2 separate regions of the Mus musculus genome follow, and region 1 is linked to region 2. The links are chromatin loops, found by intact Hi-C in ENCODE. Cell type or tissue: left cerebral cortex. All regions are shown on one strand. Each heading gives the region's core, and the rest is flanking DNA. Links, peaks and the distances in the headings are about the cores only. Region 1 has its middle 11 kb from the start of Gm46300. Region 2 has its middle 66 kb from the start of Gm30158.

Region 1 (15,989 bases), core at 3,082-11,081, 880 kb after region 2:
TTTAGCAAATTGTATCTTATATCTTGGGTATCCTAAGTTTTGGGCTAATATCCACTTATCAGTGAGTGCATATTGTGTGAGTTTGATGTTTGCTTTATTGAGTGTTGGCCACAAAGCATGGAAACAAAGATACTGGTGTTGTATTACCATCTAATGTTAATCATTTTCCATTTGACCATTGGTTATCAGTAACTTCCTGTACCTAACTTATACATTGAATTTATCTATTATAGGGATGTATAGGTAGAAAAATAGCATATATAGCATTCAGCACTACTCACAGATTCGGGCATGCATTGTGGATATTAGAATGCAACCCTGTAGATAAAGGAGACCTCTCTCATGCAAATATTGATTTGCCACTAATTCTCTCCATATACATACCTTCCCATGATTTTCCTTCCATCCTAAAAGCCCAAACTCCCTTCCATTTATCCAGTCACTTCTCCATAGCATATAGACCTTTGTTAAAATAAGTCATAAGCCCCTAAGTCTAAATTCTCTGATTTTTTTTCACTTCCTTTCTGTGTATCCTTGATGAATGTAAAAAAAAAAAAATTAACATTACATAAAACGTGTTTGATGTTCCTCTGTTAGTCTACCTTTTGCCAGTTTAATTAAGTTTGGCCACAAAATATGAGCCCAGCTGTGAGGTTAAAGACCAAACCAGGGTCTAAGATTAAGAAACGGTGGGTTCTAGTCCAGAGAGACAAACAGGTATCCAGGGTGGTATATTGGCAGGCAATGAGTGGGCCACAGAAGCAGCAGCAGACTCCAGGAGCTGTCAGGCATCCTCTCTACCGTTCAGGCCTTGGTATGTAGATCATCCATCAAGTGACAGGCAACTGTGGGGCCATGCTTCCATAGTGTTTGGGGTCAGTCACTTATGGTGCTGAAGTGAGCGAGTTACACCCTTTCCTTCGTCTGATAAGTTCTTGGGCTTTGTTTCACTGATATGATTTCAGTACATCCATGTGCCCCTAAAGTCTCAATTTACTCCCAATAAATGTATAGGGCCACTCTCTTCTACTCCCAGGAATAAGTCATTTATCAGTCTGTGTTGGATGGGTGGTACTCAACAGATAAAATAGTTTCTAGCTCTACCCGGAAGCTACAAAATTCAGTCAAAAGCTGCTTGTGAAATAGAGACTCCCAGGGCCATGCACAGCCTGAGAAAACACAGTTTTTATACAATATGGAGTGACATGAAGTAGTGTATACCCTGATTTAACATCCTTTAATCTCTTATTCAAAATAAGCATCTTCTTTAAGCAGTTTCTGTTATGTACACTGTCACAGCAAGTATGTACACTGTCACAGCAAGTAGGAAAGTCACGAACCCACTGGGCCAGGATAACTCTTCATTGGGAACAACTGACGGAGTCCATAGTTAGATACATTTGAAAGTCAATGCGCATTTGAAATATATAAATAAAATTAACACAAAATAAAAGAGACAGAAAACAGAAAATGTGTATTTTCTAGAATATCTTTTCATTTAAGTTGGGAAAATACAAATATATCTCATTTTCCTATGATTCATTAATGCTGTGAATTAAAAAAAAAAATGTAACCCACCAGTACTGTTCACAGCATCCAAGGCAGGCCCCAGTAGCACAGCCAACTTCTCAGCCTAGTTGGGTGACTCTGCCTAACTCTAACCAACTCACGTCACTCACAGCCTCCAGTCTAGTGAATCCACCTGATTGTTGCCTGTCCAAGCCATATATAAACACTAAACCCACCCAGGTCATATATATTGTGTCCTGGTCCATTCTGGTAAGTCCTCCTGGAGTCTATCCCATCTGCACCATATCTAGTCTCTGGTCCTAGTCCACATTGCACATCTATGCACTAACCAAGTCCAGCGAGTCCCTAAACCTCGTTCACACTCACTGTCCCAATCCTCTGGCCTAACCTTCTCGTCCAGCTTGTACACTGGCCCAGACAGATGAGTATCTAAGATCCTGACCCACCCAGGCCATCATCTTTATACTAACCAGCATGGCTGGAGTGGCACAGCTTACACAGCAGCCCAAGCAGACCAAGACAGTTGTCTTATTTGTGTGCTCTTTAACTCACCACCAAACCAGATCGTCCCTGTTCTTCCGATGAAGAGTCGACATGGAGTATCTGAAGAATTCATGTACCAGTTCCTCGTACCTGATCTGAAATCAACCAAACTTGGGCAACAACAAAAACAAAACCAACCTTTGGCTCCGCAGATGCAGCCTAGAACCTCATATCAGGGACACAAGCAATAAAAAAGTCTACGTGTGCAGGTCACATCACAAAAACACAAATAATAGGAAAAGCCAACATAGTGCTTCTACCCCTGGATCCTGAATTGTTCTCCAGAGGAAGTCACATATTTGAACACCAGAAGATGAAAATTTTTTTTAATAAAAATCATAAAATTTGTCAAGGAATTCAAGGGTTTAAAGAATGCATTAAAAAAAAAAAACAACTTAGTCAACTTAAGGAGTGACAAATGTCTGAGTGATGGCCAAGACAACACAGACATGTATACAAATTAAATGATAAAAATAATTCAGGGTTTGAAAACTGGATTCAATTTTTAAAAAAAAGGATATTGACGAGAACTTAAACTGAAGTGAAGATAAAACCCAAATATTAAAAACCTCAATACCCAAAGAGGAAACTCAGGGTTCGACCTTTGAAGTAGAAGAGATTAAAGAGAAGATGGGATATCAGAACGGAAAGGCAAAGTGGAGATATTAGAGCACTCAAGGAAACATATGAAAAACACACAAAAGAAATATGCAGGGCCTGTGGGTTGCCAGGAAAAGAGCAAGTCTTCATACTATAGGCAAAGAAGAGAAGTCAATGACATAGACCAGATCTTCAATGGGACTGTAGAAGAACATCCCCCATAACACACACACAGACACACACAGACACACACACACACACACACACACACACACATACACACACATACACACACACACACACACACACACAAACACACATACACACACACACACACACACACACACACACACACACAATCTAACCAAAAAACCCTCATAGATGCAAGAAGCACACGGAACACCAAATAGACAGGACCAGAAAAGAAACTCTTTTGTGTCCTCTTAGCGCTAAAACACTAAACATAAAGAACAAAGAAAGAATATCGAAAACTGCAAGGGAAAAGGCACACGTCGCATCGGAAGGAAGACCCGTCAGCGTGACATCTGCTTTCTCAAGGAAAACTCTGAAGAGTCAGGAGCAATGAACTTCAATCTCTAAGAGACCACAGATTCTACCTAATCAGCTGTGCCCAGTAGTGCCATAGTAGACAGAGAAAGAAAACTTTCCATGACACTAAGAGCCTAAAAGAATCCGTGCCCTGGAGGGAATCAGCCAATCGCAACAATACACACCCTTAATCCCCGAACTTGGAAGACAGAGGCAGGCAGATCTTTGTGAGTTCATGATCAACCAGGGCTTCAGAGTAAAATCGTGTCCCTAAAGCCAAATAGCCCTTCACCCCGGTGTTCAATGCATGTCCCGTAGGCAGCTGACAGTAAAGAAGGGAGTCCACTGAAAACCCTCCTATTTTCTCACACACACATTGGTATTATTCAATAAGGATTATTTTTTTAAAAGAAGCTTATGTTTTTTTAATCCGAGTAATACTGTGCCATTATGCACATCAGGACACCATCCAAAATACATCTGATGCAACATTTTAAGTTCTTCTTAGTCCCTAAATTCTTTTAAAGATTTATTTTATTTTTACTTATGAGTACACAGTAGCTGTCTTCAGACACACCCCAGAAGAGTGCATCAGACCCTATTACAGATGGTTGTGAGCTATCATGTGGTTGCTGGGAATTGAACTCAGGACCTCTGGAAGAGCAGTCAGTGCTCTTAACCACTGAGCCATCTCTCCAGCCCTAAATTCTTAATAAGGATCTTTAAGACTCTTATTTTTCACCCCACATTTCATCTAACTGTACACTTAGGTGTGCCTGGTAAAGAAACACATGGGCAACTAATGAATGTCATTAACCCATGAAGTGTTTTGTGCTCTCTGCTGCATAACTGTATCCAGTTATCCAACCCTGGAAGGGGCAGAGGAGTCAAACCCAAAATATCTAAGATGCGCTCTCTGACTCCATCTGATGAGATATTAAATGCAAATCCAAGGACGAGTAGTACAAAGCGGGAAAATAAACCAGCAGTTTCAAAGGCAGTGCAAGCCCAGGGTAGCCTGACACTGGGACACCACGGTAGCCTGACACAGGGATACCAGGGTAGCCTGACACAGGGAAACCAGGATATGATGCAGCAGCCACAACAAGGAAAGCGGGAAACTGTGATTCAGCTACGAACTCCTCACCCTGGGAATCCAACTCTGGGGAGTAAGTCCTGTCCAAGATAATGACGGTGGTATAAAAATATATTGACACAATAGTCATTCATTGAAGTGGAGTGTTTTTTCATCTTGTTTTCTGGTCTGCTGGCTAAACAGGAAGTTTTTTGCAGGATGCTCCAATATCCTTTGTTCAGAGTAACAACTTTAGCACTTTGCCTTTCTTCTCTCCCACGATAATGCTTCATGCTTCCGCTGCCGGGTCCTGGATGCGGCCACAGATTTCCTGCAGGCATCTAAGGTTCCTTAACTCTTTGTGAGGATACAGTCTAGTCCACAGGAAAGCCACAAGAGGCCTTCTGTAGATAGAATGGACATACTAGTGTGTGCCTTGGGGGAAGTCAGACTTGGCAAGTTAACAAGCCATCAGTGTCAATGTCTGGGACGCTCACTGGAAGTTGGTACTTAAGGTTGCTTCAGCTCATAAGGAGACGCATGTTCCATTGTCATGGCCGTTAATTATGAAAGGAAACTCTTTCTCTGGGCCTTTCCTTGACATTGGGAAAGCATTCCCTGGGCTACATGCTACCGTGTGATCGAAAGCTGATGTTGATCTAAATGTGATTAATCAGTCCAATGAGAGTTGGTCATACTGTATCAGCAACCAGTCTTGGGGTAAAGAGACCCTGGCTTGAATTCCCAGCACCTACACTGCTATTGTTCATGAAATCACACTGTTCTTTGAGCTGTTTCTTTCTTCCGCATTAAAATAGGGAGAATAATTGCATTTTACTGCATCTTGCAGAATTACCAATAACTATGGCAACAGACTATGATGTCCGGTTAGATCTGTGGGATCACACAGGCCAATAGCTCCAACAGCAACCGTGATTCATTTCTGTAGCTTAAAACTTATATAAGGTTTGTTCCCCCCAGTACATTAAGGAGTCAATATTTGTAAAGCACTCTGCATGGCACCTGTTAAAATTTAACTGATCATATTTTTATTAGTATTTATCATTTTTAATATGCAACTATTGACAATAAAGCATAGGAATTACTTGCTAACACTCCAGAGTGTATGATCCTATAGGGAAGAGAGTTTTTTTCCAGTCCTTTCCCCCTCTGGATTTGTCCCTAGAATAAAGCCTATTCATAGTATATAGTAAATAAATTGCTATATAAATGGATAAGTTAATATCAGGAGCTTGCTCTCTCCCCAAAACCCCCTGTCTTGTGAAATGAGAAATGTGTTGAGGTAGAAACTCTTCAAGTTAGTCCCATAGGCAGGTGCATTTTTAACATAGCAGGATAGACTTATCTCTTGCTGAGTGACTGAATAGTGTAGTCAATGATAGCATAAGGCTTTGGGAAGGAAATTCTGCTTGCACTGTGATTCTCCAACTAAAGAGACAATGACAGTCTTTTTTTAATTTTTATTAGATATTTTCTTCATTTACATTTCAAATGCTATCCCAAAAGTCACCTATACCCTCCCCACTCCCTGCTCCCCTACCCACTCACTCCCACTTCTTGGCCCTGGCGTTCCTCTGTACTGGGGCATGTAAAGTTTTCAAGACCAAGGGGCCTCTCTTCCCAATGATGGCCAACTAGGCCATCTTCTGCTACATATGCAGCTAGAGACACGAGCTCTGGGGGTACTGATTAGTTCATATTGTTGTTCCACCTATAGGGGTGCAGACCCCTTCAGCTCCTTGGGTACTTTCTCTAGGTCCTCCATTGGGGGCCCTGTGATCCATCCAATAGCTGACTGTGAGCATCCACTTCTGTATTTGCCAGGCACTGGCATAGCCTCACAAGAGATAGCTATATCAGGGTCCTTTCAGCAAAATCTTGAGGGCATATGCAATAGTGTCTGGGTTTGGTGGCTGATTATGGGATGGTTCCCCGAGTTGGGTAGCCTCTGGATGGTCCATCCTTTCGTCTTAGCTCCAAACGTTGTCTCTGTAACTCCTTCCATGGGTATTTTGTTCTCTATTCTACGGAGGAATGAAGTATCACAGTCTTAATATGTAAAATAAACACATGGATCATGATTTTTTTCATTTTCTAATAACACAATCATTAAAGAAGAGATTGGGCTTAATACAATATCTATCTAAAAGCAAGAAATAGAGAACTGGAAAAAAAATAGTTAAGTGGTTAAGAGCACTTGCTGCTCTTCCAGAGAAGACAAATTCAGTTCCTAGAACTCACAACAGATGGTTCACAATGGCCTATAACTCCAACTCCAGGAGACCCAACAACTGTCTCTAGATTCCTTGGGCACCCACATAGATGCGTGCATACACATAAATAAAAAAAAGTAACTTTTTAAAGTAAGAACAGTACAAATGGGCTGAATGTGTGAGCAGAAGTTGTAGCTCTCAGCATCCGTGGTTGGCGTCTGGTCCTGAGTCATTACATACTGACTGGAGGCACTGAGGAGAGCCCTCGCCTCACTCCACATACATTTCTGCTTTATTGGGTGAGCAGAACACACTGGCCGAGCAACCAATCACAGGGAACATGATGCCATACTTCCCTGTTACAAATAACATCCATTTCAGACGAAACGGTGTGGGAAAGACGAGATCAGCAGCGTGCCCTTTCTTCTTTTTCGCTTTGATCCATTTGCATCATTTCCTTGGAAATGTTGTCAGACTTGAGCTATTTAAATTTTTATTCATCTAAAAGCAAGTGCGGCGCTGTAACTACGATTATTGCTCATATTCGTGAACTTAAAAGATCGTCAACAACAATAACAATTTTTTTTTAAAAAAATCCTTTTTGATGATTTCCACCGGAAATCTTGAAACCCTGCTTCATGCCCTGACCTTCCTTCCTGCCTCAGTAAAGGTTCTCGTGAGACTCTTGGGAGAACAGACTCAACCCCACTCGGGAGGGAGCTGAGCTCTGGCTTCTGGAAAAAGGATGTTGTTTATATTTTAGTTCCTGTTTTCATCCTGGATGAAGTGCTGCTGCTGCTACCAGGTGCTTCTCCTTGTGTTATCAGCTTCTCCTCCAGACCTCAGCCTGCGGGAGGCAGCTTCCTGCAGCCTCCAGCGAAACTGGACGCTAAAAACAAGAGAGCGCCTGTCAAACGTGATCTTCGCAGCGTCACAGTTGCCAAGGTCAATCCTGTTGGTAAAACCATTTGAGTGATGGGGCCACGGACACAGAACAGTAGCAGAGCTACTGCGGAAGCGGGAATGGGAAAGAGAACGGAGCACAGGCATGGGCTAGGCACCAGCTATGGGAAGAGGGATTCCCAGTGATGGGTTGCAGAGACCAATTAAAATGACTTTTCTGAATGCAGTAAACAGAATACATTCCACATGGTGACTTCCAAATTGCTTTGTGCATATCTGATGGTCATGCTGTTCCCCGAAATAACATACTTAGCTACTCAGAGTAAATTGCTTTCGGTTCTTCTTCCAAAAGAAACTATCTTCACCTCTTCCAACAATTGCCAATGACTCAAAAAGACACAGGGGACCAATTTTGCTCCAAGATTCAATGGCAATTGGTTAGGTAATCAGAACATGGGGATGCTTAACTATGCACCTACGCCCCTGCTCAAAGCTTCTATGACACCCAGCCTAGAAAAAGATCCATCTCAGCTGGGTTCGCTCCCACACTGCGGGGAGATGAGCAAGTGGGCAAAGCTCACAGCGCTGGGAGTGGAGACAAACTGGAAGTCCCACTGAATTCCTGCTATAAGCTATACACTTTGATGCCTACTAACCAATAATAATAATAATAATAATAATAATAATAATAAAGAAGCTGCCTGCCTCATAGGCCGCATCCCTGAGGAAATGCATTTCCAAGGTTGTATCCTCTGAGTTATTAGTTATTGACGGTAAAGCAGACTTGACTTAGGAATTGGGAAAATATTGCCAGTTACACTTCCTCTAAGCCAGGCTTAGCTACTTCCCCCTCACTACTCATGAGTTCCTTCCTGCCCCAGGCGGTCAGCAGCAATGGCCTTGAAGTTCCCAAGGAGACTCAGACCCTCCCACCCCAGAAAGCTCACTGGACCCGCGAGCATATCTCAGTCATCATAGCATCGTGAAAAGTGTGAACATTATTTCCTCCCTTTTGGACAAACTAAAGGGGGAACACCAGGCAGACGGGTAATGAAGGGAAGCAATTTCCTAGAATTCTTTTTGAGAGTAGTTTTTATAGATTTCAGAAAATAGATTTTCAGAAAATAGATTTTTTCAGAAAACACAAATAATTGATTTTGAACAGAATTGGATTTCCTGGATTCATGTTAAAATCTTTCCAAAATCCCTAAGGGTGACAACTTTCCAGTCCTAGGGGGGGAAAAAGAAGAAGTTTCTAAATCAAATGGGAACTTGGACCCCTTCCTAATGAGCTGGAACAGAAGAGTTTCTAAAGAGGGAAATGCTTTGAATAAAGACCTTTCAGAATCTCAAACGTAATTGAGAAAAAAATAATTTATTAAAAGACAAGTCCTACTATTCCACATTTACAGATTTATTCTTTTTTTTTTTCTCTTTCTTCTTTTGGTTTTTCAAAACAGAGTTTCTCTGTGTAGCCCTGACTGTCCTGGAACTCACTCTGTAGACCAGGCTGGCCTCAAACTCAGAAATCCGCCTGCCTCTGCCTCCCGAGTGATGGGATTAAAGGAGTGTGCAACACTGCCCTGCACAGATTTATTCTTTTGACTCGGAACTGCATTCCAAAAATATTTGAGTGCCCAAAATCTATAGGCACAGTGTTAAACAGCAACTGTACATGCATGCATGCACTCAGACCCTACACATACAAATATGTACACGTATGCACATACACACATACCCTACACACCTATGCATGCACACGCACGCACACATAAGCACAAGCAGACAAAAGTTATCCTGAAGCTTTGAAACATCAAAACAACAATGTATAAGCCACAAAACAAAATTAAAAAGCCGTGACTTGGAAGAATGGGGTCAGGGGGGAGAGAGAGAGAGAGAAAGATCTAAAAACTGTAACTAATACTGGGAGATAGTCAAGGTCAAGTCAATAAAACCCTTCTCAGACAAGCATGGAGGTCTGAGTTTGATGCACTAGAACTCACACAAAATGTCAGGCTCAGCAGTAATCCCAGCTCTGGGGAAGTGGACTTAGGAGGGTCTTTGGGATTTTCTGGCCAGCCAGTCCAGCTAAGTCAGCAGCCCCAGGCTCAGTGAGAGACTCTGAAAATATTAAGTGGAGCATGACAATGAAGAGCAGCAGACTTTGACCTTTGGCCTCCAGGTGTAGAAACACACACACATACCTCCCCATCCATGAACATGTTCACATACTTACACAGACACACACACAACTGGAGCTGATACATGCAGGAAATAAGAGAGTCTTAAAATTCACTTTGGCACGCACCACAGTAATAATAGTTACAAAGGCGGATCCCACCTGGTGCTTAAGCTGCTGTGAAATTTTTTGCTGAGAAATGAAGGAATAATCACATGAACTCAGAGTGTTTTTTTCTGCATACCCTTATGAAGTACAGCAATTTTACAACATCCAATGCCACCCTAACCAAACAGATGACAACAAAAAAAACTGATAAACAAAGAGACAAGGTGTGTCTCTTGGTAGAGTACACACGCCTGCCTAAAATGCATCCAACCAGAGCACAGCCTGAATTGAAGTATGGCAGGTGAAGGAAATTACCCTCCCACGTATATCCGCTGTCAAGGAAATGGGCAATAGAGAGGACTGAAGAATTATTTTGTAGTGTAATAAAAGAGACATAAAAAGAGTACAATGTATGACACTGGGTAGGATGCCAACCTAGAATTTACTTTTCTCTTTTGCAATTGATGATATTATGAAAAAAAGATTAATGAAAACTTCTAAGATCTTTTTGATTCAATCAGGAACTGAAAAGTTTTTTTTCCCCTAGATCAGATAATAAATCTTCATATCTCTGCCCAAAAGTCTTGGTCAAAGCCAGTGAATTCTGTTATTATAAGAAAAGACAGCCATGTGGAACCTGTAAACAAATGCACATGGCTGTGTACTAATAAAACTTTATTTACAAACAAGCAAGAAGCAGTCATAGGCAGTCATAAACATACCATTGCTGTGATCCAATATTCATTTACAAGCACAGACCGCAAGCCACGTATATTTCCCAATATAAATGTTAATAGTAAATGAATGTTGACTTCCAAATTTGCTAACTGCAGTGCAATGTTTTAGAAAACAAAGCATTTTGGGATAATGGATGTTATATTTGCAACTTCCAAAGATTTCAGGAAAACATAAGATAAATGACAAACACATGTAAAATTCTAATATCCCCAAATGATTTTTCTGTTTTGTTTGTCTTTAAGTCTGAAAAATAAAATTACTCCCCACCCCCTCCAAAAAGGAGTTTACAAGTAAAAGGTAACAAATGTGAATGAGTTGTGGTACTTGCTCAAGACACGCCCACTATTAGCATAAATGACAGATTCAGAAGGTGAGCCAAACTGTTCACCTGGCAATTCGTTTATTAAGTGCTTCCATGGAGGTATAGCACCTGGGACTAGCCACACTTTGAAACACTAAGGAAATGGATTGTGGGGAAACCCATTTTCCTTGTCCATAAGGAACCCTGTGTGAGAAGTCAGGGTGACTGAAGTCACCAAACAAGAGTAACAGCTGAGGGAGAGAATGGATGGTGCTATCTCCTCTGGGTTAGCCACCTTACACAAACCAACTCAAGCAAAACTGACTTCTACACTCTCACAGGCAACACTTTTAAAGAATGCCCTAGAAGTGTGGTTTTCATATACGTTCCCTCACCACCAATCTTGTTCAAAGTGCATAGTTCCGCAGGAAAATTGCTTCCACGGCATCTCCTTCTCACTTGTGCCCTGTGAGCTGTCTGGGCCTTTCAAATTCCATAGGGATAAACACAAAAAGCCATTAAGTGTTAAAACCAAAGCTTTTCTAGGTGGGTAGATAGGCGATAGATAGATAGATAGATAGATAGATAGATAGATAGATAGATAGATGGATGGATGGATGGATGGATGGATGGATGGATGGATGGATAGATAGATTAGATAGATAGATAGATAGATAGATAGATAGATAGATAGATAGATAGATAGATAGATAGATAGATAGATAGATTAGATAGATTAGATAGATGATAGATAGATAGATAGATAGATAGATAGATAGATAGATAGATAGATAGATTAGATAGATAGATAGATAGATAGATAGATAGATAGATAGATAGATAGATAGATGATAGATAGATGATAGATAGGTAGATAGATAGAAGGTAAATAGATGGATGATAGATAGATAGATAGATAGATAGATAGATAGATAGATAGATAGATGATAGGTAGATAGATAGATGATAGATAGATAGATAGATAGATAGATAGATAGATAGATAGATAGATGACAGTTAGATAAATAGATAATAGATAGATAGGTGATAGATAATAGACAAATAGGCAGACAGACAACTGGGAGAAGAGTGGTTGTGTGAGACTTTTTAAGATGGTTTCCAAGGCATGGAACCATGACCAAAATTTGGATAATGATCATGGTATTTAAAGAACAGTTAACGAGTATTCACTTCACCTACACTTGGGTAAGGTCGCCCAAAGAAAGTCATGCATGGATGAATGCAGGAACCAAGGTCAACTCATGACAAATGTGGGCTTTTCTGATGGGGAAATCTGGCCAGTGTCCCTTCATTTTTTGAAACCAGAATTTTACTGTCATGGCTGCCAAGACTTCTTTTTCTCCTGTATACCAAGGTGGCCTCAGGCTCTTCACATCGCTGGAGATGACCATGGACTTCTGACCCTCCTCCATTTGCCTCCTGAGCTCTGGGATTTCAGTTGTACTACAATCAGGGATTACTGTGTGCTAAGCAAGGATTCTACTAACAGAGCTACAGCCTCAGCCCTTGCCCCATCCTCTGCAGCTCAGGATTCCAGAAAGAGCTGAGTGGTCCTCCTGGCTCATTTCCAGACAGACCTGAAGTCAACAAGGCTTACCAACTACATCCCAGTTCTCAGAACTAGCCAACGCATCCACCTAAATGTAAACAAAGCTAGGAAACTAAGATAAGGAAGTGTTAGTATTTCCTAAAGGGAAAATATCTGTTGTCATGAACTCTCTTCTAGCTTTTGTTAGTAAACCCTGCAGTCTTTGATCAAAATTACTATAATAGGGATAGAATTGGATATGAACTCAGGCTGCTGCATGACACCGCATGAGTCAGCTAGTTATTTAAGGCATTCACTCGCCTGTTCTAAACCTATGCAGGTCCTAATAATATGTCAATTAATTTTGTTATTAAATCTCTTAGTCCTGAAAGAGCATCCCAAAAAAAAAAAAAGTTTTGCGGCAGAAATGATGGCAAGAGTTGACTGTATTATTTTTGTTTATTTGGGAGATGGAGAGTAAACATTTGTTTATTCTTTTACTCACATTTTTAAGTTTTTGGAGAATTTTTACATATAAGTAGTATAATTTCATTATTTCAACCCTTCCCTCGCCTCTCTCTAACTGGTCCTGTGTTCCATTTTTCCAGTCAAACTCATTACCTCATCTCCTTCAAGTAAATGTATTTTTATATACTCCAAGTTAAGTATACTTATATACTTCTTCAAGCAAATATATACAATGTATATGTATATGTATATGTATATGTATATGTATATGTATATGTATATGTATACACGCCTATCACTGATAGAGTCCATTCAGTGTTTCGTGGATGCATTTGCATTTAGGGCTGACCACCTGAGATTGAATAACCTATCAGAGAGCTGCTCTCATCAGTCACTGCCTGTCTCTCTTCTTCTAGGGGTGTGGCCTTGTGAGAGTTTCCCCATCCACATTGGCCTGTCAGCTGGTGGTGTCACTGTATTAGTCTGGTTAGGCAGCCATATTGTTGAGAGTCCATGGGTGTGGCTCCCCACCCCCACCCCCCAACCCCGCCCCCATATGTAGAAAACACTATCTCACAGCAGGCATCATGGTCCTCTGGCTCTTAAAGTATTTCCACTTCCCTGACTCTTAAGTACAAGAATGATGCCGTAGATGTGTCTGTTGGCAGTGTGTACCCCACAGTCTCTTGTTCTCTGCATTTGACCAGTTGTGGATCTCTGTAATGGTCTCCATCTGCTGCAGCAATGTGAAGATTGCTTGATGATGTGTGAGAGATACACGGTAAGTACTTAGAATACAGTTTAAAATTATATGTTCTAGGAAAGTTACAGCCATGGATTTTCCTACAGCATCCATGACCTTACCAACCATGGGTAGTTAGCAATGCTTACAATCCCAGACATGAATTCTTAACTCCTGAGTGAACTGAACCTTAACTCCCATAAGATAACTATTAATTATTGTAAAAATTACTTAATCTCGACTGGGGGTTTCTACCCTGCCTTTAGACCATTCAAGTTCCCATACACAACCTCTATTTTTGCAATAAGCTTTAAACAATACAAAAGCCGGGCAGCTGTCTACCCTCTATACTGTAGAAACTACTTTCCTATTGATAATCTTGAGTTATTACTATGTTTCATCTGGGCTGTTCTTAACTCCATTTATTTACTTAAAAATACATAGACTGTGTGTATGTATGTGTGTGTATGCATGTGTGTGTGTGTGTGTGTGTATGCATGTGTGTGTGTGTGTGTGTGTGTGTGTTTAACGTTACGCCACTTGATGTGATAACACCTCTAAAGAGCCAAAGACTATCTAACACAGACCCCATACCCAGCATGGGAAACTTCCCTTTAAGTTGTTGATCAAGGTAATCCAAGAGACTCCCCCAACCAGGCTCTTGCCATTGCCCTTGGTTGCTTCCCAGAACCCAAAGGTAAGACGCTATTGCGGAAGACAGCACACACTTCAGACACAGAACTTGAGGGACTCAGACTGGAACTGACTTAGTTCCTCCAGGAGGACTAGCTACCCCAGCAGCCAATGGAGAAACACAGTCATCAGCCCTGCCAGCTACAAAGAAAGCCTCAACAATGGGCAATCCTGCTTTGTATTCTTCCTTGTAAGTGACTTTGGAAAAGTACTCAACACCAAGTAAACACAACACCCCTATCACAGTCACTGCGCTTTGAGAGAAAAACACGTCCTGGAGAAAGACTCTGATACATTTCTGACATTCCAAGGTGTGAAAGGAAGCAATCTGACGTCCGAAAGCCGGAAAAAAACAGTTTCGTGGCCCTGGCTGCTCCTACAGGCCGAGGTCATCAAGAACGTTATCAGAACTCCAAAATAAATAAAATCAAAATGCTATTTTAAATTATATCCTGTATCCCAAAGTTGCTAAGTGGCTCGTGAGGATATGCACTTTTTCTCGAGCTTGTTTGAAAGTCTTGGACGAGAGGTTTGTTGACCTCAGGTGAACACTAAAACTCCTCCAATAAATGGGCGTCATATTTGTGAAATTTTTGTTTCACAACAATTGTGAAATCTTGTTTACATAATAAATAAGAGACTATCAAGATATTGCAAAAAGAGTTATTTTTACAGAGCTTACTATTAGTACATTATCTTGTCAGATTATGGCCCACAAAGAATAGAGTCCTAAATTAGAGACACTGTCTACACACCAAAATGGCTTAGATGTGATTCAGTTACCATTTCTGGATAATCCAGGTCGATTTGGGGTTTTCTGATGAGGACAGCAAGGGCGAGCGCCTCTTCCATAGATAACCTGGCTCCCGGGCCAGTTCCCTCCCATCACTGTACACATAGACACCACTGAAGAGTGAGTCGGGATTCACAGTGAGAAAATAAACTTCCTTGGAAATTCACCTTCTTTGTGAAGAGATGTCGGCTAGAATGTCATCACTGGAGGGCATGAACACATGGAGGAAGATGGCTGCATGGTTGGGGCACAGGGCGCTCTTCATGGACTGTCTCAGCCTGTGCCCTTCCAGGTCCCCCATAAGCAACTGGAGATCTGAGCATGCTCATGAAATATGGGGCAGTTGTTACTGCCGCTTTTTAATACTGACTGACCTTTTTTTTTTTTCTTTAGCTAACAGTAGAGACAGCAGGAGGTCTCGCAAAAAGATTTTCTTCTAAAGGAGTGTCCAAGAAAAATCTCACTTCTCCGGGAATCTGTCTTTTCAATTCTACCCCCTGAAGAAATATTCATCTTGTCATAAAGCTAATTATGTTTTCCAAAATGTATAATGTAATGAAGACATGGGGAGGGCGGTATCAAAGCAACGAACAGGTGGGCAGAGTGTCAGCGCCCATTTAGCCCCCTGAAAACCCCTTCCCTGGGGAGAGTTTACAAATGGGAAGCTTCACAGGACCCGCTGCAGCCCTGTCACTCTCTGGATGCAAGGATCTGCATCAGCTCTGGATTGTGCCCATTTTAACGGAAAGACGGGGAAATAACAACCTTCCCTCACCCTGGATGGACCCAGCGCTGCTCCCTGGCGTTGCTCCCTGTGTTCCCAAACGCCCTCATCCCCACAAGCAGCACTGTGAGACAAGCATTGCCGTCCCACTTACAGAACTGGACGGGTGACCTAGACAGACCCTGTCGGTCCTGCTGGCTCCAGAGCCTGCCTAGAAGTAGACAAACTGGCAGGAAGAGATGTCCAGTGGGAAGCAGGAA
Region 2 (15,989 bases), core at 4,535-12,534:
TGTCTGTATAACCTCTGTCCAGGCTCTTCTGGCTTTCATAGTCTCTGGTGAAAAGTCTGGTGTAATTCTGATAGGCCTTCCTTTATATGTTACTTGACCTTTCTCCCTTACTGCTTTTAATATTCTATCTTTATTTAGTGTATTTGTTGTTCTGATTATTATGTGTCGGGAGGAATTTCTTTTCTGGTCCAGTCTATTTGGAGTTCTGTAGGCTTCTTGTATGATCATGGGCATCTCTTTTTTTATGTTTGGGAAGTTTTCTTCTATTATTTTGTTGAAGATATTAGCTGGCCCTTTAAGTTGAAAATCTTCATTCTCATCAATTCCTATTATCCGTAGGTTTGGTCTTCTCATTGTGTCCTGGATTACCTGGATGTTTTGAGTTAGGATCCTTTTGCATTTTGTATTTTCTTTGACTGTTGTGTCGATGTTCTCTATGGAATCTTCTGCACCTGAGATTCTCTCTTCCATTTCTTGTATTCTGTTGCTGATGCTCGCATCTATGTTTCCAGATCTCTTTCCTAGGGTTTCTATCTCCAGCGTTGCCTCGCTTTGGGTTTTCTTTATTGTGTCTACTTCCCCTTTTAGTTCTAGTATGGTTTTGTTCATTTCCATCACCTGTTTGGATGTGTTTTCCTGTTTTTCTTTAATGATTTCTACCTGTTTGGCTGTGTTTTCCTGCTTTTCTTTAAGGGCCTGTAACTCTTTAGCAGTGCTCTCCTGTAATTCTTTAAGTGACTTATGAAAGTCCTTCTTGATGTCCTCTATCATCATCATGAGAAATGTTTTTAAATCTGGGTCTAGATTTTCAGTTGTGTTGGGGTGCCCAGGACTAGGTGGGGTGGGAGTGCTGCGTTCTGATGATGGTGAGTGGTCTTGATTTCTGTTAGTAGGATTCTTATGTTTGCCTTTCGCCATCTGGTAATCTCTGAAGCTAGCTGTTTTAGTTGTCACTGTTAAGAGCTTGTTCTTCAGGTGACTCTGTTAGCCTCTATAAGCAGACCTGGAGGGTAGCACTCTCCTTAGTTTCAGTGGGCAGAGTATTCTCTGCAGGCAAGCTCTCTTCTTGCAGGGCAGGTACCCAGATATCTGGTGTTCGAACCAGACTCCTGGCAGAAGTTGTGTTCCACTCACTAGAGGTCTTAGGATCCCGTGGGGAATCCTGTGTGGGCCCTTCCGGGTGTCAGGCGACTCCGCTGGCAAGGTAGCCCGGGGCTCGAGTAGAGTGGAAGGGGTTTGTGCCCCAGATCAGGCCTGGGTAGCCTGCTTCCCTATGTACCGCAGTCTCAGGTTCCACGTGATTGGGTTTGGGCAGGCGCTGTGTTCCACTCACCAGAGGTCTTAGGATCCCGTGGGGAGTCCTGTGTAGGCCCTTGCGGGTGTTGGGCGAGACTCTGCTGGCAAGGAAGCCCGGGGCTCGAGTGGAGCGGAAGGGGCTTGTCTTTAGACAATTCTTAATCTTTTCCTAGTAAGTGTTTCCAAACTTCGTTTCTTCATACTTAAAGCTGAAGTTTTCACTCATTGCTCATTAAGGCTATCTTCTATGTTGATTATTACAAAGTATCAAATAGGATTGATCGAAATTCACAAAATCTGAGTTCAATTTTCAGGAGCCAATCTAAAGAGAAGAAAAGAAGAGAGAAGAAGAGAAGAGAAGAGAAGAGAAGAGAAGAGAAGAGAAGAGAGGGAAGGAGAAAGGGAGGGAGAGAGGGAGGCAGGGAGGGAGAGAAAGAGAGAGACAAAGAGAAAGAGGAAGAGGAAAAGAGAGAGAGAGAGAGAGAGAGAGAGAGAGAGAGAGAGAGAGAGAGAGAGAGAGAGATGATGTGTGTGCTTGTAATACCAGTGCTTAGTAGGAGAACACAGAAAGATTTGGAACTTGCTGACCAGGTCACCTAGCCTATTTAATGAATGAGTTAATGAATTCTGGGGCAATGGGAGACCCTGTCTCAATAATGAAAATGACAAATCCTGAGGAATTGCAACCACAGTTTACCTCTGGTTCCCATAGGCTTGCACCCTCACTAGCAGGTATCATTCCCACCCCCTTCCCTTCAAGTGCTCTCTTCTTTCTGCACTTCATCTAATACTCATTGACTCTCCTTCTATAGTCACACACACACACTCACACACACACACACACACACACACACACACACACACACACTCACACACTCACACATACTTGCTTATATTTTGCACTTGTTGGATTAATTTACTGTTGCTCACATGCACACATATTTGTATACATGGAATTTTCATACAGTTAGGATCGGATAGTCTGTCAGGTTAACACACAGATTTCATGCCTGGAGAAAACCAAGCATCCCTTACATATTACATTTGCTTAGTTATACTGATTCCTTCCTTTTACTATTTTTTTTTTCATACATAGCTCATGGCCCTTTCTCTTCTCATGGCAGGTGGGTTAGCTTTTGCTGTTCTATGACTTAAGACCACATATGTAACTCTACCAGCTGGCCTTCTTGGTTCTGGTCTTTATGTCTGTCAAACATTCCCTTTCAAGTTACACTTTAACTAATTTTAAATTTCAAAGTAAAATCCACCAAGATTTTGCGATATACGGTCAATTTTAGCACACAGTCTGTTCAATACTTGAGGACCATGAAGATCATCTTTCAACACCCCCCCCCCAAGCATGTATCTCATTTACAAGGTCCCAATTCCTTCTCTAATATTTTTAGATTTGATTTTCTTTGCTACTTGAAGACACTAAAATAGCCATTCAGGCAATGCTTTGTCACTGGAAATACTTTTTAAAATTGCCACCAGTTGTTACTCTGTAATTTTTGCCACTGACATGCCTTCTATTTATATGCCTGGCATAGACTGACCTGAATCGTGTATTCCTCTGAAAAGATTACAAATAAAACGTTACCTTTTCTGATCAAGAGCCTTCTCTGGCATGGAGCTTTCATCAATATTGACATTTAACAAATCCAGAAGTCTTTATTTTTATAAGATCTATAAAACAGGATTGGTTGTTTATTTCATTAATAGTCATATTGCAGGCTCAAAACTCAAGGAATATTTCAGTCCATAAAGTATTTTTGCCTGCATTCCAATAGCTGTAGTGTGTCTAATTCTTGTTATCTGCTCTGGGTAAAATGCCTCTTCCATTCTTTAAGATAGAATACTCCTATATAATAGAAATTACATCTCACAAAATGGAAGAATGAGACTAATGGGCTTGCCTCTATCATTAAAGACCATTCAGCCCACATCTTAAGCTGCAGATTTAAAGATAGGTTTGAGTCCACAAAACCTATGTATTTAGAAAAATAGCTGTATTTTTTTTTACACCGAAATTCAAAATCATAAAATATAGCCTTTCCATAGTCTCTGGATTATATATTTCTGTGATGCAGGTTCTTAACACTTCACCAATGGCTCACCACTCTACTGCAAAGAACTAGTAACCTTCACAATTCTCAAGACTAAATAGGAGGACAGATGGTGCTTTCAAGCTTAAAGTTCAGCTGCCCATCCCATAGCAACTGCATTGCTTTAAATGATTAGGGAACCCTGGAAGCCAGGAAATGTTTATTGTTTTGGAAAGAGGGTGGGCCAGGATGGGATTTCACTTTCACTTTTTCCTGGAGGAAAATATTCCTCTGCAGATTTGCTGTGACATATCGGAGGCACAGTCTGCATTTGCCAACTGTCAAGACATCCGATGGTTAAGGCAACTGGGTAAGATAGCAATAAAATCAGCTGACTCCCAGCCAAGCAAATGCCAAGTGTAGTTTGTTTTAAGAGTGCTGGAAGGCATGGCCAGAAGCCAGCTGCATAGAGTATGGACAGGGGCTGCTGAAAGGGCATGGAGCAAAGACTACAGCTTGTGAAATTCCAGAGACAAGACTGATACATCAGCAGTGATGGAAAGAGGGGTTGGGATGTCTCAGGGATGACTTATTCTCTGTGCCAAATGAACTATTCTTTCATTTATAGATCAAAGTCATTATGTATATTAGGGACTGCAGAGTATGAAGAAGATTTATTTTAGGTTTTTAACATGTTTTTAATTAGGAAAGTCACCATTCACACCATCTACTGATGGCTGGCTTGGCTCTGTCAGTGCACAATACAAACCACATCTGAAGACAAGGAAAAAATAAGTGTTCTCTCGTGTAGCTGGCTTTCTCATTCTCTGTAAAATGAAGTTGCTGTATCCTTTAAATGGCATTCCATATCTCGTCATGTCCAAGTAGTGCTGGTTAAAAGTGTTGGGATAATTCAGAAATTCTAAATGTTTCTTGCCCAGATACTCAAAGCCTTTTCTTAACCAAAGAAAAGAGAAGGCTATGTGGTTAATGTACTTTCATAGGGTGGTTTGACTTGACCCATGCATGCATGTAATCCCCCACAATATTGTATTTCATTGACAAATTAAACTATTTAGCTTGGGGGCAGTGGCTATAACCAAAGCACAGTACACAGAGCTTGGTGCATTTACAAATGAGATTCAAGAAAGTCCTTAAATTTCTTGGTAGGTGAAGAATTCCATTGCCAATGTTGGTGAGTTTTTAAAATGGAAAGCTAGCACTAAAGAAGCAAGTCTACCTATGTATAGCAAAAGTGCCCTGAGTATTGAGTATCTCTTCTAAGGGGGTTCTCTACTAAATCTCCTTTCTCCAAAGTGAATTTTACAGTCTGAAATCTGAGCATTTTTGAAGATGCACTGCATGGCTCATTTGGTACATTTTTACACATTAAGGACTTATTTCTGTGTCAGAGATACCATAATCTACATACTCACTGGAATGGCTTCATGTCAGCCAAACTTCTGTTCCCTGAGCCTGTTTCAAGAACACCATTTCAACATATAGATAAAGTTCAGAAATAAAGAGTTGCCTAGATAACATTATATTAATATTATATTTATGAAGCAGATAGAAGATCAGTGATCTTTTCAGTTCAAATGTCAAGGACATCTCATCTCCAGTCATGAAACCAAAGCAAACAGCAATGATATCATGGTGCCTTGGAGGAAACTCTACTTATTGATGGTGGCTTTGTGCAAAGGACATAGATTTGTTTCCCTTGATATTTTCCTGTACAGTTGACCTGATGGTCATAGAGAAAAACAGATCAGCAGTGCAGGTACCGGGGCTTTCAACTTGTTAAAGGCACCTCTTAGAAACCAGTACTCTTGGATATGTCATGCAGAGACAACACTACCTAGAGGTCCATCTGCAGACACCAAACCCCACACTATTGCTGATGCTAAGAAGCACTTGCTGACAGGAGCCTGATATGGCTGTTCCCTGAGAGGTTCTACCAGCACCTGACCAATATAGATGCAGATACTTACAACTATTGGACTGAGCCCATAGACCCCAATTAGGGGAAGGAATGAAAGAATTGGTCAAATGCATAATTCTGGTTACTGTGAATGGGAGCACACCATCACTGGTTAAAGTTGAGCCATACAAGTTTATTAACAATTATAAATGAGAGGCTGGAGATCCAGCTCAGAGATTACAAGCACAGACCTCTGCTCATACCATGTCAGCTCACAGCCACTCATAACTCTAATTCCAGGCTATTTGATGCCCAGTTCCTGACTCACCAGGGAGCAGGCATACAAATGGTATGCACATGCATGCAGACAAAATTCTGTGGATGTAAACACAGTAGTTATAATAAATTAGCTTGAGTGTGTGTATCAGTGCTCATGTATAATACAACTGATGTTGAAAAATAGATACCAGGACAGATGGATACTCAGCAAAACAACAAAGGAATTAACATGATTTGCCTCTTCATACAACATGTCATTGAGAATAACATAGAAAGGACTTATTAATAATTTTATGTACTTGTACATAAAATGAGATGGGGAAAGGAGAAGATAATTTTTGATTACTTAGGAAAATGAAATCAGACTTGGCAAGGGTCTGAAACTTTTCAATCAAAATTTGATGCTTAAAGTGCTAACAATTATATACAAGCCTGGTGAGTCTTTTGTATTATTTCTTTGAGAAATTTATTCCCTGTACTACAAGCAAAGAGTTCAATTAGAAATTATTTATTCTAACTTGAGTATCTGTCAGGGCCTATGTTGAGTTAAATGTGAAAAAGAATACCAAATATATCTATCTTCAACTAAACCCAGTGTATCTCTAAGTGTTTCTCCTTCCCTCCTCTTTCTTGTCATTTCTCTAACCTCTCCCAAGTTTGCACCTTTCATCCATTTTTTGCCCCCTTTCCTTCATTTATTCTTCCTTTGTGATACAGAAATATGAGTGCCCAGGAAAATACATATTGGAATATGAGGAATTGAAGATACTTCATGGTGATTGTTTTCGTTTGATTCTTTCTTTGTTGATTTTATTTTTGAGAATTTCATGTATGGGTACCATATGGCTACTCAGTAATGTGTAAGAGTCTCCCCAGGGATAGCACAGACCATGAACACCCAACATGGACCTTGGGCATCACCGCAGCCTGTAGCATGGATCATGGATACCAGCATGGTCTCCAGGAGTAGCACAGACCATGGAGGGCTTTTGCATAGGCCCAGTCCAGGAAATGAACCATCTTCCATCTTGGACATCACTCTATTGCTCAAAGCCAGGGCAATTGTGCAGCTGCACTGGCAGCACATTCAGGGGCAAACCATGCTCCAGTGTATATATGGACAACACAAATTAGTCAATGTGTTCATTTCTCCTCCTCCTCTTCCTCCTCTTCCTCCTCCTCCTCCTCCTCCTCCTCCTCCTCTTCCTTCTTCACTTTCAGGGAGGGTACAAAGGTAAGATAGTGGAGCTGAGAGGACTGGGAAGTGAATGTTATTGGTGTGCATTATGTAAAATTTCCAAATAGTTGATAAAAAAGTAAATAAAATACCACATGCGCATGCACACAACACACACACACACACACACACACACACACACACACACACACACACACACACACGAGTTTCCAACGTGACACTGGTTTTGAGATACTGAAGGGGTTATGGAGAGAAGCTGAGGCTTGGCGTCATGAGAGTCCATTGGTGAAGGAGAAGCCTCCGATGCAGTGGAAACCCTAGGATTGAAGGGGTCATGGAGAGAAGTTGAAGCTTGGCAAAATGTGCCAATTTTGGTGTTCCTAAAGAGTAGCCAGAAGATTATTGGTATAGGTAAAATTTGTGAATACTCCAGCATATTGAAAATGCCAAGTCTATGGAATGACTGTGAAGGATAGCAGCAGCTATGATGTAGAGATAGCCCAGGCCTATCCAATGAGCTATGTGTGCCATGAATTGCCGGGCTTGAGAGGGGTGCTGCCAAAGCCTGTTGGAGCCCAGAAGATTCAGAGTGAATAGTAAATGTCGGATGTTGAGCTTCAGGGTTTGGTCCACACTGTTGAAGCTTGGTTTCATATGTGGCCTGTTTTTTTTTTTTTCCTTTTTGAAATACAAAATATATAATCTAAGTTTTATTTTATGGGTTAAATAAAATAAATAGTTAGGTGACTTTGGGGCCTTCCAGAAACTGGATGTATTAAATATATTTAAGTATTTATATATTTTTATAAATATATTTAAATATATATGTATATTACATAGTCTGAATGAACTTTTAAAGAGTGTGAGACTTTTAAAACTACTGTTTTATATTGTGCTGTTGATATTAATATGTGATCATGGTGATAAACTACAAAAAAAGCAAGTTTATAGTTTAATAGCAATATACCAGTCTGCCAAGTTAACGAGAAGTCAAACGTCTTAATCAGATATTTGTTAACATGATATATGATGGAGCTAACTAAGTATAGGAACTTCAATTGCAACAATACCTCCATCAGATTGGCTGTAGGCGAATCTGTAGGGTATTTTCTTAATCAGTAATTGGTATGGGAGGACCCAGCTCACTGTGGGTGATGTCACTTCTGGGCAGGTAGTCCTGGGTGGTATAAGAAAAGCAGATGAATCCATGGGGAGCATGTCAGTAAAAAGCACGCCTCCATGCTCTCTGCCTCAGTTCCTACCTCTAGGTTCTTGCCTTGACTTCTTCCCAATGCTTTCCTCTGTGATGGGCTGTAAACTGTAAGATCAAGTTAATCCCCAGGCCCCACAGTTGCTTTCACTCAACGTCTAATCACAGCAATAGAAAGAAAGCTAAGATAGTACCATAGGAAACATGTGTTGTTTTCATGCACAGTTGAATCAGAGGTTAACCGTGTGCAACCTAAAACCTAGCTAAGACCTTCAATGAAGTGTCTCTTTGTTCCTGCATTCTTCTTTGCAGGTGGGTGTCATTCACCAACTGGCACTTGACATAATTTAATGATAGCTTCGCATGATAATGGCTAGTCTCCTTTTCTGTCTCCCAGACACAACAAAATGCAAAGCAGACAAGTCGGTTAGGGCCTGGCCAGGTATCATTCAGTGCACTACTGTATAACCACCCCTTTGCAGTCTTTGCATGGTTCAGACATTCTCTCCAAAATTCCCCTTCAAGTCACAGCAAGCTTTTCAAGCAAAATACTGAGAGAGAATGTAACACTGCGCAGTCCTCTTCAGTCAAGCCAGAATGTCTGGGATCTCTGAATATTATGTTTACAAAAGCAGCGTGGGCAACTTCCTGGCCCTGGTGGAGAAAACTTGCAGACAGTTGACTTCCCAGAAGTCTGCAAACGGACAAAATGCTTTTATTTCTTATTCAAAGGCTGTAGCTTTTAATTAAAGGTTACACCAACTGGGACCCCAGTATTTGAGTATTTGTTATGCTGTGATTTCTCCATCCAGTGCGTTGCTTAACTTTTTAATGTAATAACCACCAGAGGGCGAAAGAGATCACATTTCAAAGGACTTAAAGGCCTGTTTCAGCCAGTAACCCAATCAATGATGGTAAATAGTCCCACTGGATGGAAAACCCAAGGCTGAGCACACAGCCTGTCTGCATCAGCTTCCATGCTAAACACAGCATGTTAAACGTGTTTAAGGCAGATTTATGTATAAAATCTAAGCAATCAATTTCAGCAAACTAATTCCCAAAGTACAAAATATTCAATAAGGTCTCCCCTGGCCATACTGCTTTAGATGCGACATCTAAGTGGAGAGATGTTACATACCTACATACGCAAGCATATTCTTTTGCTTTGCATGGGCCAGACTTCCACACCTTATCTTTATTAACAACACCTTCTTTCATTCTGAAATCACCTGGATACCCCATCTATATTCACAGATTATCTATGCTTTAGGTACACAGAGAGGACTCTGAAGGAACTATACTCAATATTTTCCTTTAGTTATCTTTCATTGGACAGCCTGATTCATAGCTAGACATACCCTACATAGCCACATCACTAGACATCACAGAGACTTCTCAATATGCTCAGTACCATCCTACCCCACCCACACACCTAATTCTAGTGACCTAACACATTCAACCATGGAAAGGCATTAAGTTGTACCTTGTCCTTGACAAAGAAGAATAAGATATAAGTCTTTGGAGGAGAAGGGTTCAGAGGTAGAAATTATCAAGGAAGTGATTTCACCGCCCTAGGCAAGGCAGGCTTTTCTTCTACCTTTGGCATAAAACTAAAGAGAAAAATTTCTTCCTTCAAAGGGGCATTTTAACAACTGAAGTGTTCCAGGAAGCCAGGATCCCATTGTTAGGGTAAGCTTTCCAATGACACGTCTGTTTAGGTAATGTCCAGGCTGCATTTTCATCCTCTGGAGATATCAGAATTGGAGTAAGTATTTTTAGCACTTGAGAGAGGAAGGAGAACGTGTTTGGGTCTGAGTTTGGTTTCACCATTTAGTTCGGAGTTGCATAACCAAGGAAAATTGCTCAACATCTTTAATCCTCCGGTTTCTGGGGGCTAGAGAAGTGGCTCAGTGCTTTTAAAACATTTGCTGATCTTGCAAGGGACCTGAGTTCAGTTCCTAGCACCTTCATTGAAAGGCTTACAAATGCCTTAAAAGTTCTCCTGAACATCTTCCTTCCAAGTCTATCACATACACTATCACTTTGGTTTCTAAGGGAAACATCAACTCTTCAGTTGTTAAAATTTCTCATCCAGTGTGAATAAACAACAAAAACCAACAGCGAGTAGGTAAATAGATAGCTGCCTTTGTCCAAGAACACATAGACAGACACAGACATACGAGCAAACACACAGACAGACAGACAGACATGCGCACAGACACACAGACACACTTTACAGTATACAGTGGCTATATTCGAGTGACTTGATTTTTGTCTGGTTTCCATTTAACTCCTGAGGGGGGAAAATGTCAACTCCACAGATGTCTTCAGACAGAAGATTTTAGAGCCCAGAGGACTGTGAAGTTTCACCTTATCATATATAGCACCTGGACCTACAGAGATTTTGCAAGAGACATTACTGTAATCCAGAAAGATCAAAGGCAAATGAGTCATTTGGACAGTCCAGTTTCAGATGGAGACTTCAGAATAACATTCAAAGATAAGCCATACAAATTTAAACCCCTGGGGATTGTTTATTTATTTGTGTGTTATTGTTATTTATTTGTGTGTGGGGAGGGGCACACATGTACATGGTGGCACGCATTCATGTAAAAGCTAGAGGTCAAGGTCAGATGTCTCTGTCACTCTTCACATTATGTTATGAGGCAAGACCTCTTGCTGAACTTGACCAGCTTGGCTGTCCAGTGAGCCCCTGAGGTTGTCCTGGCTCTGCCTGCCCATCAGTGAGGTTACATACAACACTTGTTGTTTCTCCTGGCTTTTCACATGGAGCTGGATATTCAAACTCAGCTCCCCATTCTTACACGCCAAGTACTACCCTGACACAGTGCCTCACACCAGTCATTTTTTCAAAAAGGAAAATAAAAGTTAATTTTCATTGTTTCTTCTTCTTTAACATGCATCCTTTACATCCTTGTCTGTAGGTGGATGGTAACCATCCACAAGATTTAGGCTCTTTTAAATCCCAGAATGTTTGCTTATGCTCCATGCTTAGATTGTACATTGGATGACAAAACTGTTTCCTTCTGTTGGATATGTTTCAAGAACTGGACAGAGCAATTTTGCTTACTTTCAGTTAGCTAGGACTAATTACAGCCCTGTATCCAACTAGGAGGAAACTATTCTTTGTCTTTAAGAAAGAGGAGGTGCTAGTGGTGGAAGCCCATGTTCCCTAGAATTGTGAGATCTGATATTTGGTCTATGAATGAGCTAATTTCTCTTCAGTGTTACACAATGTTGAGTAGGAAAGTTAAACTTAGTGTTTGTATCATTGCCCTTTAATGTTTGAGTTAGCATGTGCTGCTAACTTCAGATAGAGGATATTTACCAGGTGGTAATGATCCTTGAAATATAATTCCTTTTGCTTAAAATACCGAAAGTAAATAACACAGAAAGCACAGTGAAAAGGGATAAACTACAAATACACACACACACACACACACACACACACACACACACACGACACTACTTAAGGGGCACAATGACCAGGACGTGTGCCCTATTTGTGATAATGTGACAGAGGAGAGGTAAGAGAGGAGGGTGGTCAAGATTAACATATGGAGGAAGCCAATTAACATAAAGCCGCTCCCCATAAGAGTTATATTTAAGGAAGCTAGACATAAGTATAGGAGGAGGTGGGTGCTATTAAAATGACTAATAAAAACTCTCACTCTCATGGCCAAATGCCTTTTGAGGTCCTAAACTTACCTAGCTCTCTCTAGCCTGTTTCCATTCTCTCTCTCTTTCTCTCTCTCTTTCTCTCTCTCTCTCTGTCTCTCTCTCTCTCTCACCTCTCTCATTGTCTCCGATCTGATTTCTTTGCCCAGAACACATTCTGCCAAACTGTAGACTTTATTTGGATGCAGAGAAAATGATTTGGTTACTAAGAAGGGGCAGGAAGTTCAAATGGAGAAAATGACAGGACCAGAAGCACAGATGTGAAGCAATGGACACAGAGCTCTGCTCCTGCATTGGACCAGGTAGCAGTGAATGTCCTGTGCAGGGACAGAGACTTCCATTCTCCAACAAGTACCTGTTGCATACATCTTCATAAATCATGCAAGGATTTGTGCTCACTCAGGCATTCAGGTCCCTCTGGTGAAGAAGATGAATTTATTAATCACCTAAGTGCACAAGAAGACCTCTAATATTTTAACCAGCAATATCCTGTGCCTGCTTTTATGGAAATGTCCTCCTTTGCAGTGATCTCCCAAAAACCTTTCAAGGGCAGCAATCTGAAGAAGAGGAAGCCCAGTCCCCTCCATGCCTTTGCCTGACACTTTGGCAGATCAAAGATGTCATCTTACAAAAGAGAACTTTTCAAGATGTGGTCAGGAGACTGGTTTTACAGAGGAAGCAAACAGAAATAAATCCCACAGTCACAGACAAGAATGGTCTGCTGCTCCTCAGTTCTCTTCTTGCTCATGTTGCCAAATCTGGAGGCACCAAACCCCAGGGAATGTAAAGAACAGTCTCTCTCTCTCTCTCCCTCTCTCTCTCTCTCCCCCCCCCTCTCTCTCTCTCTGTTACTCCATGATTCTTTACATTTGAACTGCAATCCCAACTTCATGTTATTTTCTGAAGTCATTGAAATGGCATCCCTATATGTGGATAAATCTCATTTGAAATTTGTTGGTCACTAGACTCTGAGCTAGGAGACCAAATTTCACTTCATGAAATTTGGTGTCACCTTTTTGTCCTGTTTGAATCTCTCTCATATGTATTTGTGAAATTCTCATAAAAACTAATCACTCTATTTCCTTGACAGATCATATTTTGTGAAAGACAAAACAAATCCAAACAACCAACCAAAAAACCTTCTGCATTATTTATACTCAAAGAGACAAACAAAAATGTCCATTTCAAGAAATCATAGTTCACAGTCCCTTTTCTCCACTGTGGATTAAATGGCAAGCAGAACATTTCACAGGTGATACTGATTTACCACCTGCTATTTTGATTGGCAGGGACTGGAATCCATATCCACTTAATTTACTGGTTTATGGAATAGGTTCATTAAGAAATGAGAATGAGTCTTATTATTGCTGTTAGAAATAAGCGGCATGGTCCCAAACAAATCACACCATGCAACAGATCTCACATGGAAGGTTTATTAGGAGGGTGTCAGAGGTAGCCTCTGGGAGAGGGAGGAGGAAAAGAGAGAGGGAGGACCAGTCTTTTATCTAGGCGATGATGCGTGTGCCAAGGGACATAGCAAGAATATAACATGCATAAATCTTCTAAGTGATAAATATATTCTTTCATGAGCTGGGTCAAGATAATTCCCTTTCTCACTGAATTGTCACACAATCCAAAGTACAGCTTTCTGTTTGAGGATAAAAAAGAATAGTGTGTTATTCTCCATCATGTTTAAGTTTTGTTGCATGTAAAGCAGTCTGAAGTCTTTAAGCAAAAGAATTGAATTAACAACTCATTTCAAACACAATAGGTATGTTATACTGGAATTTCATGGCATCTCCTCTTTAAAATTAACAAACAAGCAAGCAAACAGAAACTATAAGAAGTGTTTCTGAACTCAAAAATTATCAAGCTCTATAGTAGAGCTTCAGGAATGTATATTAAATTTGCAAGTTATCTTGCACTATTCTTTTTTATTCAATACACTAGACTTGTACATTTTCCTGTACAGTTCATAAAAGACACTCTCTACATCTGACATTTTAAATAGATTTTTTAAAGTTATTTTACACATTGGATTGAGGGAGTGGAACTAAAGAAATAATTCCTGCAAAGACAGGAGGGAAGGAAGGAAGGAAGGAAGGAAGGAAGGAAGGAAGGAAGGAAGGAAGGAAGGAAGGAAGAAAAAGGAAGAAAGGCAGACAGATAGATACACCCAAGCATGGGGATGTCTTTGACCTAACTATACACCTTTTCAGTTCACTGACAAGTTGAACTTGGAATGGGCTAACAGTAACTCAGATGGTGACCAAGGGGGCATTCTAGGGCAGAAGGCAAATGCACCTGTGATGGCCACCGCTGTGGAGAGGAAATAAATATTCCGACTTGTCCAAAGTGCTGACGCTCTGGCTTCTGTTTGGAGTGGTCTCCATGTTCTCCTAACTTCACTTAATTGTTGTGAAGTCAGGCTGTTAGACTGACCCTCACTTCCCAGGAAATGAGGGCTCTGGTAAGGTCAGCAGGGGAGGAGGCTTCTGGGTATAATGTGGGTCAATGGCATTGGCAGCCAAGTCCTCAAGAGAGGAAAATCTAGACTAGGGTGGCTTTTTGACTTAGCATTATCTGTCTTGAGAAAATTTTCTCTGACACTTTCTTGATGAGGCAAATTGCCAAGCCAATAGAAATGTTTGCCACAGACTATTCCAAATCAACTGTGATGTGGCCTGTCAGCACCAATATATAAGCTCACCCCCTCCCCAATTTTCTTTTGTTTAACAAAAAATGCCACAAAATTCAAATATACTTTCATGATATTCAACTTGACTTAAACTTTCCCCCAAGGTTTTAGGTTAGGTGAGACATACTGAGAAGTTAGACTGATTCATTGAGTCTACAATAGTGAATGGACCTTGTGACTGAGGCTGACACACACAGGCATACTGAGAATTCTGTTCTGAGCATTTTTCTCTGACTTTGAACATCAATTTGCTGAGGTATTTTAAGCACCAGATTGCTTTGCAAATATTTATTTGAGATGTGCCTAGAACTGAGAAGTTGTTTCCCAAGCCAGGAAGAATCGTACGGGCACATTTATTGAGTTTTAGTGTATTGGCTTCTCATCAACCCCCCAAGAGGCAGATAAAAATAAGTGCAAATAAACTATTGGCAAAGTGTGAAGTTTAGCTCACAAATGCGGTGTTTTCTTCCACTGAATATGAAACATTCATGAGTATGCATTGCACATATCAGCTCAGAGAGTCAATACAAAGTTTTCTGGGGCTGAGTTTAATGCTTGTTGACATGACTGTGCGGTAGAAGCAAATGATGTTTCATGCAGAGTTTGGGTAGAAAGGACCTTAGGGAATCTTATACACATTGATCTTCAGTATCTGGATATAGTTTTGATGGTGAGTAACCAAGCATCAGGGTCTGATCATTGATTGATTGGGTGGCAGAAGGATTCCAGGATGGGTTTGAGTTCCAAACATCCTGATGCTTCATGCAAACATTAATGATTTTTTTAAAGGATTTGTGTTCTTCCCAGTGTACATGTGATCAGCTTGTCCAAACCTATGTTCTACCATGGAGTAGTGATGTTTCAGTGTCAATAGTGACAAAAGTGTGTGTGTGTGTTGTTCATGTGTCTGTGTGCATCATTTGTCAGTCTTTGTTTTCTTTCCTCGTTTTCATGTTTTTCTGTGTTTTCACATATTTGTGTTCATGCTCTATCATTTTTTGCTTTTTTTCCCCCCTTGAAACAGCATCACTCAGAGAATCTAGACTCATGCTGGTGGCCAGCATGCCCCAGTCATTCTCCTACCTCTGTCTGCTACAGTCTGTGGTTGTAGGCAAAGTGCCTTTATTCACTGAGCCATGCCTCTCACCCCCCTCCAAATAAAAACCCACAAAAGTTTTAGCTTGTTACTTCGTGACCATATCAAGTTTCCTTGTCTTGAGTAATACTTTTGATAATAAAGAAAATAAATTCAAGAAAAAGAAATCCCCACATCCGTGAATGTGTTCAAAGTGAAAGGGATACAGTAGACATGTCAGACTCTTGGGATAATCATAAGATGATGATAGAATAATCATAATAATTACTTCCCTAGATATGTTAGTTAGTCATTATTACTGTGATATAACACTGGGATTAAGGTAAATTGTAAAAGGAAGAGTTTGTTTATTTGAGCTTAAGGCTCTGGGAGAATAAGAGTGAGAACTTATTGTGAACTCTGAGCATGAAGTAGGAGATTGGTGGGCCCAGACAGAGTGGGACCTTGTGTTCTGCAAGCTTGCTTGCCTACTGATGCAATCTCACAGCTGACATCCAGGTTCCTGGCTCTTTCCATGTTTACAACCCCTCTTCCATAATATCCTTAA

What was found. Peaks named below come from ENCODE experiments on the same cell type or tissue, not always from the same donor. Only the 100,000 strongest peaks of a DNase experiment are listed, where the experiment ranks them.
Region 1: a loop joins it to region 2, with 2.5 times the contacts of the local background. A loop is called at or near these places in 12 of 42 quality-filtered maps.

What each region holds. Positions count from the first base shown.
Region 1 is chr11:110,554,846-110,570,834 of GRCm38, reverse strand. No RefSeq gene overlaps it. Among named protein-coding and RNA genes, the nearest start is that of Gm46300, 11 kb to the right of the region's middle. In left cerebral cortex, for the core only: no CTCF peak of the experiment used is centred there; DNase peaks (open chromatin) are centred at 6,721, 7,496 and 7,881; H3K4me3 peaks cover 876 bases; H3K27ac peaks cover 392 bases.
Region 2 is chr11:111,438,791-111,454,779 of GRCm38, reverse strand. No RefSeq gene overlaps it. Among named protein-coding and RNA genes, the nearest start is that of Gm30158, 66 kb to the left of the region's middle. In left cerebral cortex, for the core only: a CTCF peak has its summit at 8,796 (motif pointing right); DNase peaks (open chromatin) are centred at 8,803 and 9,855.